Regions from separate parts of the Homo sapiens genome. Here region 1 is linked to region 2. Evidence: chromatin loops called from intact Hi-C (ENCODE). Cell type or tissue: endothelial cell of umbilical vein. All regions are shown on one strand. Region 1 overlaps ACTN1 (actinin alpha 1). Region 2 overlaps DCAF5 (DDB1 and CUL4 associated factor 5).

What was found. Hi-C counts contacts between places; a loop is a spot of excess contacts. Peaks named below come from ENCODE experiments on the same cell type or tissue, not always from the same donor. Only the 100,000 strongest peaks of a DNase experiment are listed, where the experiment ranks them.
Region 1: a loop joins it to region 2, with 5 times the contacts of the local background. A loop is called at or near these places in 5 of 110 quality-filtered maps.

Annotation. Positions count from the first base shown.
Region 1 is chr14:68,937,089-68,945,088 of GRCh38, reverse strand. All of the region lies in intron 1 of ACTN1 (actinin alpha 1), which reads left to right. It also overlaps the pseudogene BANF1P1. Among named protein-coding and RNA genes, the nearest start is that of ACTN1, 38 kb to the left of the region's middle. RefSeq lists enhancers at 1,980-2,769, 2,770-3,560, 5,080-5,913, 6,200-6,344, 6,123-6,417 and 1 more, a cis regulatory region at 6,266-6,279 and a silencer at 6,123-6,417. In endothelial cell of umbilical vein, CTCF peaks have their summits at 3,124 and 7,123; DNase peaks (open chromatin) are centred at 3,158, 4,968, 6,198 and 7,088; H3K27ac peaks cover 4,184 bases.
Region 2 is chr14:69,075,615-69,083,614 of GRCh38, reverse strand. All of the region lies in intron 6 of DCAF5 (DDB1 and CUL4 associated factor 5), which reads left to right. It also overlaps the pseudogene DDX18P1. Among named protein-coding and RNA genes, the nearest start is that of DCAF5, 74 kb to the left of the region's middle. In endothelial cell of umbilical vein, no CTCF peak of the experiment used is centred here; DNase peaks (open chromatin) are centred at 3,954, 4,384 and 5,594; H3K27ac peaks cover 5,185 bases.

The DNA of each region.
Region 1 (8,000 bases), 140 kb after region 2:
GTTCAAGCGATTCTCCTACCTTAGCCTTTTGAGTAGCTGGGATTATGGGCACGTGCCACCACACCCAGCTAATTTTGTATTTTTAGTAGAGACAGGGTTTCACCATGTTGCCCAGCCCCACACACGCGTAGGGTGACCTACAGCTACCTGCTCCACACACGCATAGGGTGACCTACAGCTACCTGACCCACACACGCATAGGGTGACCTACAGCTACCCGCCCCACACACGTGTAGGGTGACCTACAGCTCTGCCTATACCTGTTATGCTGGTGTAATTATTAGTAGACCCCCTGGTGCCTTGGTTTGGATGACAGGTTATGTGGGCCCCCTTCACATTTACGAACTTTTCATCTAATACTCCCCAGCCTTATAGATTCACTGACTCCCTTGGGGCAGTGATCAGACACACTGCCCCCCTACAGCCCCCCAGGATCAGTTCAGGGTCCTGTTTTAGCCTTATGCCTTCCAGGACCTTTCCTATAGGCACTGGATCTTAGTGTACAAAAATACACGCATTGATAAAATCTTTGCTTATTGTTTGTCTTCTCCATTAGACTGCAGGCTCCATGACTTAGGACAGTGCCTGTATTTGCCCACGATGTAACCCTAGTCCCTGATACAGAATGAGTGCTCAGTAAGAATTTATGGAAGGAAGGAATGAATGAATCTGGCTGCAGCTGTCTGGCAGGGGAGGCCTGGAGCCTGGGCGAGTCTGTAGAATCTGCAGTGGCCTGCGTGAGGGAGGCTGCCAACATCGGGCCAGTCCAAGCCCTAGCAAGCCAGTTGCCCACACTCTGGCACACATCATCGGCTTGGTGGCCCCTTTAATTATTCATCGGTCTTTCTCAATGGCCTTTGTGTTCAGAAACCCAAGACAGAATTCAAACCCTCTTTCCATCTCCCTAAAACTGAGACCTGGAAGAAAAACCTGCTGGCCCATTCTGCATCCCCAGGGGGCCAGCAGGTCCACAGCCTCCTCTCGTGGCTGGCTTTAAGCGTTGAAGTGTCCTGGGCTGCCCTGTGGCTCTCCTCCCCAGTCCACTGGGCTCAGGGACTGCCTGGGCACAGCTGAGTGGGTGCCCGTGTGGCTTGAGACTGAGCAGGGACTGGTGCAGGCTGGTGGGCAGAGCTGGATGAGTCCCCATCATTCCCCAGCCTGAACGGAGTCTGAAGGCTGGCCTGGAAGAGTTTAGCCTCCCAGCAGAGTGGAGCAGGCTCAGGCTTTGACCGACCTAGTTCACACCTCAGTTCTGCCTCTTGCCAGCTGTGTGACTGTGGGGAACTGGCCCTTGGTGTCCTGTTCCTTTGTTCCTTTAACCTAGAATTGTTGAGTGGACTTGCTGAGATGGCGCATGCCTCGTGGGTGATGATAACAGTGAGTGAGCACTCACTGAGGGTTATAATGGTAGCCAACATCTTTGAGCAACCCTAGGATATGATTCCCTCTCCTTCCCTCACCTCCCCTTGGGGCTCCCTGAAGTCCACGTTGCCATCAGTGTCCCCATCTTGAAACTGAGGATGGAACGCTGATCTTTCCTTTCAAGGTTGGGGGGAGGGGGCTGGGGAGCCGAAAGCACCCCAGGGCTGCCCTTGCTGCAGTGTCTGAAGTGAAGCCTAGGAGCCCCGGTGCTGGTGGGCAACAGCAGGCGTGGATCTCTCTGATCTTTGAAGAGGACTGTGAATACACTGACCACAGGCGGAAGCCCCTTGTCCCGTCCTGCCCTGCACTACCCAGAGGTCCCTGGGCTTCTCAGCAGAGGTGGACAGATCTGCTTGCAGCTGCCCTTCTTCCCACGCTTCTGGAAATGGAAGTTCCCACAGACACATTCCTGTTCCTCAGCTTGCTGCTCCCTGCTTGCTGATACCTTGCCGCCCTGTCCCTCAAACCGGGCTGGCCATACCAAGGTGTTGGCGAGCTGCTCAGCCTGCTGAGCTGTTGACACCCCAGACCACCGCCGGCCTAGTGGACAGGCCAGGAAGGCAGTGATGGCACTGGGTCACATTGTCCTGGGCCTGGGTGAGGGTTTCTGTGCTGCTTTTTAATGTGCTGATCTGTGTGTTTGTGTTTTGGGAGAAGAAACTTTGTGTTGCGGAACCTCAGGTGAAGAGAATTGAGGTCGTTAGGCTCCTCCGTCATGGCCCAGTGTCATCTCGGGGCCATGCAAGGCCTCTGTGTGTCCGTCACATTTTATCCTACAATCTCCTGTGATGGATATGCAGATTGTCCCCAGCTGCTCTCCTGCTGACACAAATGAGGCAACGATGAACATTCTCCCATACATCCCAGTGCAGCTGTGTGAGGATTGCATTGAGCAGGGAATTGCTGGGTTGCAGGGAATTTCCTGATACGCTGCTGAGTTACCCCCTAAAATGGCTGTACAGTCTACTCTCCACCAGCCGGGCACGAGGGCTTCCGGATCCCTCAACCCCACCAACATTCGGCGTAATCAACTTTCTAATTGTTTGCCTGTCTATTAGGTGTAAAGAGATGCATTTTAGTTTTGAGCTGCAGCTGAAGAGGAACTCTCCTCCAAGTGCCAAGACTGCTCCCCTCCTCCAGTCAGCTCTCTTGGAACCAGAAACTTCCTCCTGGGTGGTGTTGAGAATCATGGTGATGCTCTGCAGAAAACCTCTCCTCTGTAAGGAGTGGCAGTTTATAGATACAGCCCGTTAATGCCTCAGTCCCTGCAGGAAGTTCTTTTTTTTTTGAGCTGGGGTCTCACTGTCTCCCAGGTTGGAATGCAGTGGTATGATTATGGCTCACTGCAGCCTCGACCTCCCTGGGCTGGGGTGATCCTCCCACCTCAGCCTCCTGGGTAGCTGGAACTATAGGGGTGCACCATCATGCCTGGCTAACATTTTTAAATTTTTTGTAGAGACAGAGTTTTTTGCCTGTTGCGTAGGTTCCTGCAGGAAGTTCTGCTCCCTGGGAGTGTCTGCTCCAGTCCCACCCCGGGGGTGCAAATCACTGCTGTGACTTGTGGTGGCTTGTGATGCTTCCACAGTTGCTGAACTTGTTGCCTCATCCCCTGGTATCTCTGGCATCCTGCGGGCTTGGGTTTCCTGGAGCTTTGAGAATTCCTTTGCAAAGTCATGTGGCTGCTGCCGGGTGGTTGTCCCTCAGGGAGGAGGTGGGTGGCGCTGTGGCATTGGCTTGGAGTTTGGGCTGGATCAGTGCTGAGGTCCTATTGATCAAGTTTTGACTGAGTCAGAGAGGTTGGGGTGCAGTGCCTGCTGGATCCTGCTAGCCCAGATGAAGGAACACACTGGGTGCCAAGGTGTCCCCCATGATCCCTTGATGCTACCTGGGACCGTTTAGTAGACAAGGGCAATTCCATGGGTCCTGGAGTCGTTCTTTTTGTCTCATGCCTTTCCATGAGCACCCTTTCTCTTGTCTTTCTTGTACTTTAGTAATGAACTCTAGACACTATTAACTACTTAGGGTGTGCTGGGCTTTTTGCATAGATTATCTCATTGAAACTCCTTACCAAACCAGTTGAGAAAGGTATTATCCCTGTTTTACAGATGAGGAAACTGAGGCTCAGAAAGGTCAAGAACTTGCTTAGGTTCCAAGGTTAGTAAGTGGCAGACCCATATTGAACCCAGCTCTTCTGTGCCCAAATCCGTTCTTAGCCACTAAGCCTTGGTCCTCAGAGTGTGGTCTCTGGACCGGCAGCATCAGCATCACCTGGATACTTGTTAGAAATGCAGTTTCTCTGCCGGCCTAGAACTTTGGAATCAGAAACTGGCGGTGGGGCCCAGCAATCTGTATTTTAACAAGCCCTCCAGGTGATTCTGGTAAATGTTCAAGTTTACATATTCAAGTTTGAGAACCACCGCACTGAATTATCCTGCTGTTCTTTTTTCTATTTTTTCTGCCTGGCTTCTCCCCTTTTGTCATTGGGCCAGTCACTGTGAGCCCAGACTTTGAACCCTGGCTGCTCTTCAGGGGCTTCATGCCCCTTTTAAAGAGGTGCAGTAATTCGTCCTCTGGGGCCTCCACAGGAACCCCTCCCAAGTCCCCAAAAGCAGTTGACAGAACTGATGCTCCAGCTGACAGCCTGGTGACCGGAACCACCATGGGGGTCAGAGTTCCCAGTCACTATGCCCAAGGAGGTGCTTTGAGGGGTCCGGGTGACCCAGGGGTGGACTGTGGGACAGACCAGGACAGAAGCTCCTGCTGGGAGATTATTTTAGGGGCACAGAAAGGAGACTTGGAAAACTTCCTTGTCCAAGCAGGATCTCTTTCTTTCTTGCAAATTTGTAATGATAAGTGGTTTGACCTTTGGAGAGGAGCTTCCACACAGGGGTTTGGAATCTAGGCAGGTCCTTGTTTCTGGTCAACAAGGCACATTCAGGAGAAATGACCCTGGGGAGAGGATAGAAGCTAATTTTTTTTTTTTTTTTTTAAGTAGAGACAGGGTCTTGCTATGTTGCCCAGGCTGGCCTTGATCTCCTGGCCTCAGGCAATCCTCCTGCCTCAGCCTCCCAAAGTGCTGGGATTGCTGGTGTGAGATACCAGAGCCAGCCTTATTTAATTTTTGAGCCCCTACCGTAAGTCTAGTTTTGTGCTATTTAATTCTTAGCCCAACCCCAGGAGGGGTGGATTTCATCATCCCATTCCACAGATAAGACCATGGAGGTTTCAAGCTGGAAGACTGAGGGTCATACCTCAACTACATGGAGGGGTCAAGTTAGGGGCCAGAGTCTGCCAGACCCCGGGTTCCCATATTGTATGAGTAGCAGGCTGGGCCAAATCCCTGTCAGCTGGGGGAGTTCTCTATGGAATTGAGTGACCCAGAGCTCTCAGCATCTGTGCCAAAAAAACCAAATGACCTCACTTTTGGTGGCTTTTCCTTCTTTGGGGAAGGAATGTGCTGGCCACTGCTGGGAGCTACAGCCTGCTGAGGCCTGTGTGCTCTCAGACCTGCAAGGGCCAGAATCAGACTCCAGACATGGGGGAGGGGTTACAGCAGGACCAAACTGTAACCCCGGAGGACCGGGGAGGAGGCTGTTCTCACACTGGCCTCCCGGAGCGGGTGCCACTCTGCTTCGAAGACCAGCTCCGCCCATTTAGTAATCCTCATCTCAGCAGGCTTACCAGCCACTGTTCAGTAGCTGAACTAGCTCAATTACATCAGTCCCCCGAGAGGGCTCTGGTCCAGGGCCTGTCTTTGAGCCTGGTTTCTTTCCAATGGGCCAAATGGGTTAAAAACAAAACCACGTCTTGATATAAAAGGCTTAGCGGGGTCCTGGAACATTTTAGTTTAAAAGAGAAATAACAGCTTTATTGAGATGTCATTCACATACCCATACAATTAACCCATTTATACAACTTCATGGTTTTTAGGATAGTCACATAAATGGGCAGCTATTTTTGCCATCAGTTTTGAACATTTTTATCACCTTAGAAAGATATTCTGTACCCCTTAGCTATCACCTCCCCCAACTCCTCCGTTCCCAGCCCTAAGAAACCACTAATCAAGCCGCTTTCGGTCTTCCTAGGTGCTTTTGTGTTTTAACATCTAGTGAGTGCTTGGTCTGCGTCTGGTAGCAGACTGAGCCCTTTGCACTAGCTCACATAGCCCTCCCTCGTGACTACTTTATGGGCTGCAGGCTCATTTTATCTTTATTTTATTATTACTATTTTCACCATCATCATTCTGGCCCACAGAAGTCTTTACTGATGTGAGAACCAAGGCTCCGGGAGGCCCAGTCGCAAGTACTGGACAGAGCTAGCTGGTGGCTGGCAGTTGGGGTGGGCTCTTGGGTCCCTGGGAGGGGTGAGGCTGTGGATGGTGACAGATTGGCTGAGGCAGTTGACTCTCATTGGCGAGGAGCTAAGAGGACAGACCTGTTTCTTCACTAGGATCGTGTGTCCACCTGTTTTAAAGTGGCTCTGATTTCTCCTGGGAGCCCATAGGTTCCACCTGTACCAGGCAAGAAGGAGCTGGGCAGTCTGCCTTCTGGGGGGCCTTGGATGGCAGGGAGGCCAGATCAGAGTCTCATGGTGGCCCAGGAGCCCTCTCAAGCACGGTGCCTTTGTTAGGCCTCCCAGAAAAAGCTGCAGGCCCCCTGCTTCTTGGCCCTGGTGACCCTCTGGGTGTCTGGTGCTATGTCTTTTGAAATGGGCTGTAGATGGGTGTAAACCAGGAAATGCAGGCTCCACTCCCCCCTCCCCATCTCCTCCTCTTGGCCAGAGGCCCGTCTCAGAGTTCTCTCATCAGTGGGGAAAAAAAACAACAGGACTTCTTTCTTGCTCTGTGAATGATTAACTTTGATTAAATAGACAGTGGATGGGAAGTGAGAGCATGCTGACCGCTGACATTGACTGGGCTCCTGATGTGTCCAGGGTATCTTGCTGGCTGTTTTGCTTCCATTGTCATAATCTTCACAAAGTGGTGATGTTCTTTATCCCCATTGTAAGGTGAGGCAATTGACACCTAGACAGTTTAACTAAAGCCACACAGCCAGTGAGTGGTGAGGACCTGCTGGGTTAACATTGTTTAAGTGTCTGTTGTGGACACAGCACCAGGCTAAGTCTTTCAGGACATAGGGTCTAATTTGGTCGTCTTTCATTCTGTGCCATTGTAGGCCTTGTTATCCCCATTTTACAGATAGGGATCCTGAGGCTAGGATTAAATCTCCTGTCCAAGCAGACAGATGTAATGTGAGGTGTGGGCTGGCACTGGAGCCTAGGTCTGTCTTGTTCCAAAGTCCAAGGTGCACCCCCAGTCCCCCCTACTCTGAATCTCCAGGACCCCAGCACTCACATGTCCTGGGGACAGGCTGTTAGAGCAGTGCCAGGTCTCAGCAGAGGCCTGGTGGTTGTCAGCTTTTTCAGCAGCCACTCCCAGGTGGGTGGGAAGTGGGCAGATCTGGGTGGAGATGTTCCCGAAGACTCTGCTTTTCATCAGCGCATGAACCAGCTGACGGCTGGCTTTGAAGGGCTGGCAGTCAGCCCCTGATAAGTTAGCCAGATACTCCTATTTACCATGCCAGAACACTGGGCATCTGAGATCACTTCTGGGCAGGTCTTTGCTTAGACAAACCACCCAGGGCCCACGCCCTGGCCAGACTGGCCATACTTGTATGGGGGTCAGAGGGATTCCAGCACGCCCCCTGGCTGCACCTCAGTAACGTCTTCAACATCAGTGGATGCTGCAGAGGACTCAACGCTGAGCACAGGTGCTGGCCTGGCCTTCTCCAAGGACCCTGCTGGTTCACACACCCCGCCCACACAGCAGGGGGCTGGCTTGGGCTGGCAGGGTGCTTGCCTGGGGAGGCTGGTGAGTTTGTTTTTGACTCGATGAGCCTAGACCAGAGTCCTGGGTGCTCTACTCAGGGAGAAGAACGACCATCAGACGAGAAGCTGGCTTGTATAGGAAGCTGTGTACCATTTTCAGGAAGTGTAGAAGCTCATTTGGGTGATTTCCTGGGGTCACTTGGCCAGAGCACAGCCCTTTATCTTACCCAGTTAGCAGTTTGCTGTCTTAATTATTGGGGAGATGTGTGTGATTGCTGGTGTATCCTCATGTCCTGCTCCCTAATTATGACTTTCTTTAAGATTTTACACTGATAAGGCACTTTAAAGTTCTTCAGAGCCTTTTCCCTATATTATATCTTATTTTATTCTCAAACTCATTCTTTTAAATAGATGGGATAATTTTTTCATTTTTTATCTTTATTTTGGAAACATCCTTTTTCCTCCTCCATAATACCTGAGCCTTGTCCCACCCTTGCCAAATAATCCCAGAGAAATGGGAAGTCCTCTCTATCCTATCCTAGAGGTCTGACATAACAATTAAATGTATATATTCCCAGACAGACTTTTCTTTTTTCTTTTTTTTTTGAAAACCACTAACTTTATTGATCTAAAAAACTTTACAAGGACAGTGACTGTTCTGCCAAAAAAGGAGCCAAATGGTATCAAATGGACTGCAAGTGAGGGTGGGGGTGAGAGACGGGGCCAGGAATCCATGCAGGAAAGCTGATAAC
Region 2 (8,000 bases):
ACACATCTCCATTTTGAGCATCTGATAAGCCCACATTCATAGAATGTTTTGATTTTTTAACCTTTCCACCTCCCGTTGTTTCTTCAGACACATCTGTATTTTGAGTTTCGGACAGGGTCAGATTTGAGGCCCCCTGCAACTTTAGGTTCCACTGCCGCAGTTTGAGGTTCCACTTCTTGATCTTCTTGCGTAGGAGTTTCATCAGCAGGTGAGACATCCTGTCCAAGCAGTGTCTAGACCACGGGGCCAGACAGTACAGCTACTCAGTTCCGGAATATAACTTTATTAAATCAGCCATTTATAACTCTTTTTGAATCCTGGACCTTTTTGAAACTCTAAAAGCTATAAACAGTCATCTCAGAAAAATGTACACATCTACATTGTTTTCCATATAATAATAAAGTGTTTATGGAACTCTTGAAACCTAGAGGCTCAGGTATTATCAATCCTGGATTAAGATTTTACCTTTGGATTATGTTGTCTTTTAGTCTGTTTACTGATGCAATTTTAGAACTTAAAAGCTTAAAAGGTTTTGGAGTATGTGAGGCCTGCTAGGTATGGTCTGGTTTGTAATCGTTCAGTTGTAAAGGAACACAAGGTGACCTGGATTGTTCTTAGGAACAAGTGGAATTGATGTAATCTGGTGACAGGACATGGCAGTTCTTTAATGCATGGCTCCTGGCTAAGAGTCTGGCCCCACTAGGAAATCCCTGGTAGATGTTAATGAAGGGGAACAGAGTATAACCTGTCTCATCCTCCTCCTTAGAAATTTTACTTTTAGTAGAAGAGCTTTGCCTCTTTTTGAGATATCTTCAAGCTTTGGAGAAAAAATAATGTTACTTCCTCAGAATGCTGGAACACCTTTGCTTGAATGAAGAGTATAAATACTCATATATGGACTGAAGTGAGTGCTATCATCTCCTCACTCCCCAGTCCTCACATACAAAAACTGAAGCCCATGGAGGGGGGCTAATGGTTAATGGCCCCTCATCTTGCTCAGGTTTCCAAAATGGTTTGCCAAATAAAGATTCATCTTTAAGTAACGCTGGCCACTTTGTTATAACCAGCTGTTGGTAATTTACAGCACTTTTTTCCTTTTCTGCTGATTATTTGACTGTTATTGGCTGCCTTTATGGAATATTCCTTAATAGAATTTTTTCTACACAGAACCCATAAAGGTTGGTTATTTTAATAAACTGAAAGATCCAGAAGCCTAATGGAGCTGAAATGGCAAATGGCTCAAAGAAGCAAGAATAATGTAACTTCACTTGCAAAAATAGTGTTAATCTTATGGGTATGCGTATTTGTATGCTTTTATTGGGAGGCAGTGAAATTTCTCTTACCACAAATAAAATAAATCTACGGCTTTGCCCATTTCCAAAGAAAATTTGCTCTGATTGCTTTGGTTGGTATTTGTGGCAAGCACTGGTTATAAATGGTATGATCAAAGGTGTATTATATGCCAGTTAGCAAACCTTTTTCTGGAAATAGTCATCTAGAGAGCATATCACAAAGTTTTCAATCACATTGTTTTTCCCTTTCTGACAGAAGGTCAGGGGAAAATAAGAGCTGTGTTTGATTTAAATTTAAATAGCAGTCTCTCTGCTGTTACTGATCCAGGCTAGCGAGCCATCTGGTTTTTCTGTCCTAGTCAATACAGCTAATTAGACAGGCATGCCATTTACTGGAGAATCATTAATCAATTACTATGGAAGGAGCCTTTGGAGAGAACTGGGTAAGTTGATCAGTACTCAATGAATAGTAACTGATTGATATGTTTCCTTCTTCATCAACAGATGTTGGAGAAGATCAAATCCTGTGTAAGCACGCACCACAAACACACACATACACACACACACACATTTTCTATAAAGGTCAATGGATTGACAGAGGACATTTGGGTCAGTGAGACAGTGACAAATACCAGTCAGTAATCTTTTTCAGTGTTGTTCTTGGTGGTGGTCATGATGGTGGTTCCTTCCTGAAATCTATTGAGAGAGAGTTGTTGATCTCTTCCTATGCTCGAGCAAGTTAGTATCTCCACACTGACAGTGGATTGGATGAAACACCACCATGCACTGGCCTCAGGTTAACCCTACTTAAAATGTCTAGATCAGTAAACATTCAGATCAGTAAATAGCTTGCCCTCTTGGACCACAGAATGAATGAAAAGTGAGGTGAATCAGAATGTGGCCAACTTTTAACCTTTGTAGCCAGCTGGGAAAGATTATGGATAATGTGTGTCCACACAACTCATGTTCATTTTAGCATTGATATTTCCCACCTTACCCACAAAACCAAACAAAAATTAAATATATCTTCCACGCTGATCTAATTGTAGTCTATGGATCTCCTACCTCCCCCTCAACTCAGGGTGTTTTGGGAAATGGGGACTTTATTGCCTAGATAATGAAGTATTTATCTAGAAAGAATGAAGTATTCTTTCTTCCTCTTGGAGCCCCGCCCTGTTCTTCTCAATAGAGTATAAGATAAAAGGCTGTGCGAAGTGAGTTTCATTTTTTTTGTTTTTTATTTTTTCTTATATTCTTTTAAATCTTATTATTTATTTTTTCCTCTTACATTTGTTATTGCCTTTTTTTAGTACTAAAGCAGAACATGAAGTGAGTTTTTAATCTGTGGTTTCCCCCTCGTCATGTTTAGAATGACGTTAAAAAAAATAACTTAGAGAAGGCAATGAATTTTTCATATTCATGTCCCCATTTGGCCACAAACTTCATATCACTTTATTTAGTTTTTGCCTTTCTAAAGTTGAATAGTAATTTTTAGTTTTTTTCACAGTAGTGTATTAAATATGAACGTTGGTTGTGAAGTCATACATCATAAAAGGAAATAAAAAATATGAAACATAGGAATTTTGGGTAACCAATTTTTCTACTATGTTTCTATAGCTTGCCTATTTATATAGGAGTATCTGCTGTTGAGCCTTTCTGTTATCTAGGCCAGAAGCATTTTGCTCCAGGTCAGCTTCAGACCCCAAACACCAGATTTCCTGGGTGAGAATGAGCAGGTACTATTTGAAATTAGATCATCAAGATAAAAGAAAAGACAGAGAGAAAAACCTGTGCCTCCAATTTCACTACTTGAGGTGAAGTTCAGTTTTCTGGTTAATTGAAATAATTACTGTGTTTCTTAAGTTTTAATACGATGAAGTACTTTGGGTTTGTTTCCTTTGGTAGTGAAACAGTGCCACTGGCACTGTTTGGTCTTTGTTTTCTTGCTTATATTTCCTTGTATCCCACAGCAAATATTTGTAAGATGGCCCGCCTAGACCTGCAGTGTCCTGGTGGTCCTCTTAAGCACTAACCATCAGCAGCGCCCCACTCAGTGGCCCCAACCAGCCTGAGTCCAGGAGGGGATGATCCTTTCAGCATAGCTTTAGAAGACAGGAATCTTTCTAGCTGCTCTTATGATAGTAAATGTATCTCTGTACTCAGCTCACTTGAAATAATCTTTATTTCCACAAAGCTTAAAAAAAAGACAAAAGAGCTCTTAATGGCTACCTTATATTTTAAAATAGCCAGAACTCTGTCTGCTCTCCTGGAATACTCTTCTCCCAGATATCCACATAACTTGCTGCCTCATTTCCTTCAGGGCTCTATTCAAAATACCATTTTATCAAAGAGGCCTTCTGTGACCACCCTCTGTAAAACGGAAACTAACACCCCAACCCCCAGCACTCCCTATATGCGCTAACCTGCTGTTTAATTTTCCTCTGTAATATTTGTCACCACTGGACACATTATATATATATATGTTATTTTTTGTTTAACTTTTTTTTGCTCTACCCACATTATATATGTCTGTAATATTTTCCTCTTCCCATTAATGGAATGTAAGCTTCATGGGACAGGAACAGGGTCTCTTTTGATCAACTCTGCCTTCCCTTCCCTGGAACAATGCCTAACACATATTAGACATTCAATAAATATTTGTTTAATGAATAAAGGAATGACCTCACTTTTATTTCTGTCCTTATAGTCAGCAGTATCCCAGGCAGCCAACTTTTAATGCTAGAAGGCATCCAGCAGACAACCGTGAAATGCCATAATGAATTCTGCAGGACAGTTTTGTGATTCCAGAGTGTGTGAACACTTAAATGCCCTTACTAGATGGCAGCGAGGCAAGACGCCCTCCCTAAAAATCATCCCTAGCTGTTCTCTTATGGTGGGTGGAAGAAGAGTTCCAAGAGGAAGAGAGATCAGGAGTTGCCTTTATCCCTAAGAGGAAGCCTGTACATTCTATGCATTTTCTGCATATTTTAGGAGCTGTCATATTAAACCCAACAGGCCTTAACTCTGGGAGAGTTTTCTTCCTTCTAAGGCAGTCTTCTGAGTCAGCATTCTGTCTGAGAATCCTGTTTTCCCTTCTCATGGCTTTGCCCTGATGAATAGCCGAACAAATAGGAAAGCACTGATGCTTCACGATGAAATAGTAAAACCCCTGATAAGACCACTGGGCTCACTCTTCTTAAATATTACTTTTTGTTTGTTTAGTTTGCAGTGGTATGGGGGGCAGGGTAGCAGGAATTCCACATGAAGTTGATAGCCTCTTTTAAACGTGTAACGTAACAGGAAATGGTGGTGCCCGCCTGTAGTCCCAGCTGCTGGGGAGGCTGAGGCATGAAAATTGCTTGAATCCTGGAGGTGGAGGTTGCAGTGAGCCGAGATTGCACCACTGCACTCCAGCCTGGGCGGCAGAAACTCTGTCTCAAAAAAAAAAGTGTACATTAAATATATATGTACATTTACATTGTTGTGTAACCATCACCACTATCCATCTCTAGAACTTCTTCTTCATCTCAAACTGAAACTCTCTGCCCACTAAACATCAACTCCCCATTTCCCCTGCCACTAGGCCCTGGCAACCACCATTCTACTTCGTGTCTGAATTTTCATGACTACTCTAGTAGGATCATATAGTATTTGTCTTTTTGTGACTGGCTTATTTCAGTTAGCATGATGTGATGTCCTCAGAGTTGATCCATGTTGTAGCATGTGTCAGAATTTCCTTCCTTGTTAAGGCTGAATGATGTTGATGGACACATAGGGGATTGATTCCACCTCTTGGCCATTATAAACAGTGCTGTTATGAACATAGGTTGCAAGTATCTCTGATCTTGTTTTCAGTGCTTTTGGATATATACCCAGAATTGGAATTGCTGGATCATATGATAATTCTATCTTTAATTTTTGGGGGAACTATTTTCTGGGTCTTTGTTTTGTTTTTCATAGTAACCATTCTGATGGGTATGAGGTGGTATCTCATTGTTTTGATTTGCATTTCCCTAATGATCAGTGATGTTGAACATCTTTTTGTGTGCTTAGTGGCCATTTGTATATGGCCATGTTCTACTTCTTTGGAGAAATGTCTGTTCAAGTCCTTGGCCCATTTTTAAAATCATGTTGTTTTTTCTTTGTTGTTGTTGTAGTTTAGGAAACTTTTAAATTAAAGTTTAACAAGACTGGCCTTATGAGTTTCCTTGTCTTGAGCATGTTTGTGGAGTGACTTATCAAATCACTTGGGCTGGCAGCTTAGGGACTTTTCAGGTCTAATCCAGCCTCCAACATTCCTTCACAGTGTAATCATAGAATCTTAGAATTAAATGAGCCTTACAGAGCCACCAGTCCAGTTCTCTCATTTTGCAGATAAAGAAACTGAGCCCACTGCTTTTTCCACTGTGCCCTGATTACCTAATCCCTATAGATAGCATTTTCTTCATCTTTAAACCCACCTGTCTTTGCCTTTTTTCTCATGTTCCTACAAGTGTTTTGAAGGCTAGGAAATTGATTTTAAATGATTGCACAGTATTTAGTAATTTATGTTAGGCAGGAGGTTGTGTGTATGTTGGACTTACACTTTTTGGGGATGTTCGATGTCATTTTCAAGTATGACATTTTCTTTAGAAAACTCTAGACCTGGCTAGGCGTGTAGCCTATTCCTATAATCCCAACACATTGGGAGGCTGAGGCAGGAGGATCCCTTGAGCCCAGAAGTTTGAGACCAGCCTGGGCAATGGAAGTGAGACCCCTGTCACTATAAAAAATTAGCTGGGTGTGGTGGTGCCTGCCTGTAGTCCCAGCTACTTGGGAGGCTAAGGCAGGGCAATCATTTGAGCCCAGGAGGTCGAGGCTGCAGTGAGCAATGATTGTGCCACTGCACTCCAGCCTGGGTGACAGAGCAAGACCCTGTCAAATAAATAAATAAATAAATAAATAAATAAATAAATAAGCTACATGTCGTGGTGCATGCCTGTGTTCCATCTCCTGGGGAGGCTGAAGCAGGAGGATCACTGGAGCCCAGGAGGTCGAGACTGCAGTGAGCCATAATCGTGCCACTGCACTCTAGCATGGGCAACACAGCAAGACGCTGTCACATACACACACACAAAAGGAAAACAGTAGGCCTTTCTTTTTCAGGGAAATGAGCAGATGGGGGCAAAAGACAGGACGAAGTAATGCTGACCTCACCTTAAAGTAAAACACGTTAATCACTGGAAATAAATGAACTCTCAAAATTACTCTCTCGTTGCTATTAGACAATGTTAGACAATACTTTTATGAGTTCACATTAGAGTAGATCTGGCACAGTGTCCTTTTTGAGATCAAGCAGTTTGGAGCTGCCACATAAGAGACCACTGCTTATGCCCAGGCACTAATTCATGGCTATGTTGGTGATGGCTTCCTGCTCAAAGATATCAGCTGGCAGTAAGGAAGTTCAGGATACTTGGCCTTACGTGAAAGATCTCTGGGAAGCTCCTAGTTTTTACGTTCTGCATTAAAATTTTTTTTTAATTGTGGTAAAATATACATAACATGAGATTTACCATTTTAACCATTTAAAAATACACAGTTCAGTGGCATTAAGTACAATCACATTGCTGTGCAGCCATCACCACTATCTACCTTCAGAACTTCTTCATCATCCCAGACTGAAACTCCCCAACAAACGCTAACTCTTCATTCTCCCTCCTCTTAGCTCCTGGCAACCACTTGCTGTTTCTGTGAATTTTATTACTCTAAGTGCCTCATATAAATGGAGTCATACAATATCTGTCTTTTTGTTTCTGCCTTATTTCATTTAGTATAACGTCACGGTTTATCCATGTTGTAGCATGTGTCAGAATTTCATTCCTTTTAAAGGCTGAATAATATTCCATTGTATGTATTACCACATTTTGTTTATCCATTCATCTATCAGTAGACCCTTGGGTTGTTTCCACCTTTTGGCTATTGTGAATAATGCTGCTATGAAAATGGGTATACAGATATCTCTTAGAGTCCGTGCTTTCAATTCTTGGATATATACCTAGGATTGTAATTGCTGCATCATGTGGTAGTTCTATGTTTAACTTGTTGAAGAATTGCCATATTGTTTTCCACAGCAGTTGCACCGTTCGTTAGTCATTCCCACCAGCAATGCACAAGGGTTCTCACTTTCTCCACATCCTTGCCAATACTTGTCAATTTTTTTTTTTTTTGGTAATAGTCATCCTAATGGGTGTGAAATAGTATTTCATTGTGGTTTTGATTTGCATTTTTCTAATTATTAGTGATGTTGAGCATCTTTTCCTATACTTACTAGCCATTTGTATATTTCTTTGGAGAACTGTCTAATTTGCCCCTTTTTTGAATTTTTTGAATTAGGTCATTTTTTGTTGTCGTTGCTGAGTTTTAGCTAACATGCCTTTTGATTTGCAGGTATTTTTAAGAGGGTGTTTGCTGTGTGGTGCCTTATAAATATATGCCCATTTATCTTGTTTATTTAAAGGAAATCTCTGTACAGATAGATATATTAAAAATCAGTATGTTTAGGCCAGTTGTGGTGACTCACACCTGTAATCCCAGCACTTTGGGAGGCCAAGGCCAGCGGATCACCTGAGGTCAGGAGTTTGAGACCAGCCTGGCCAACATGGTGAAACCCCATCTTTACTGAAAAATACAAAAAATTAGCTGGGCGTGGTGGCGTGTGCCTGTAGTCCC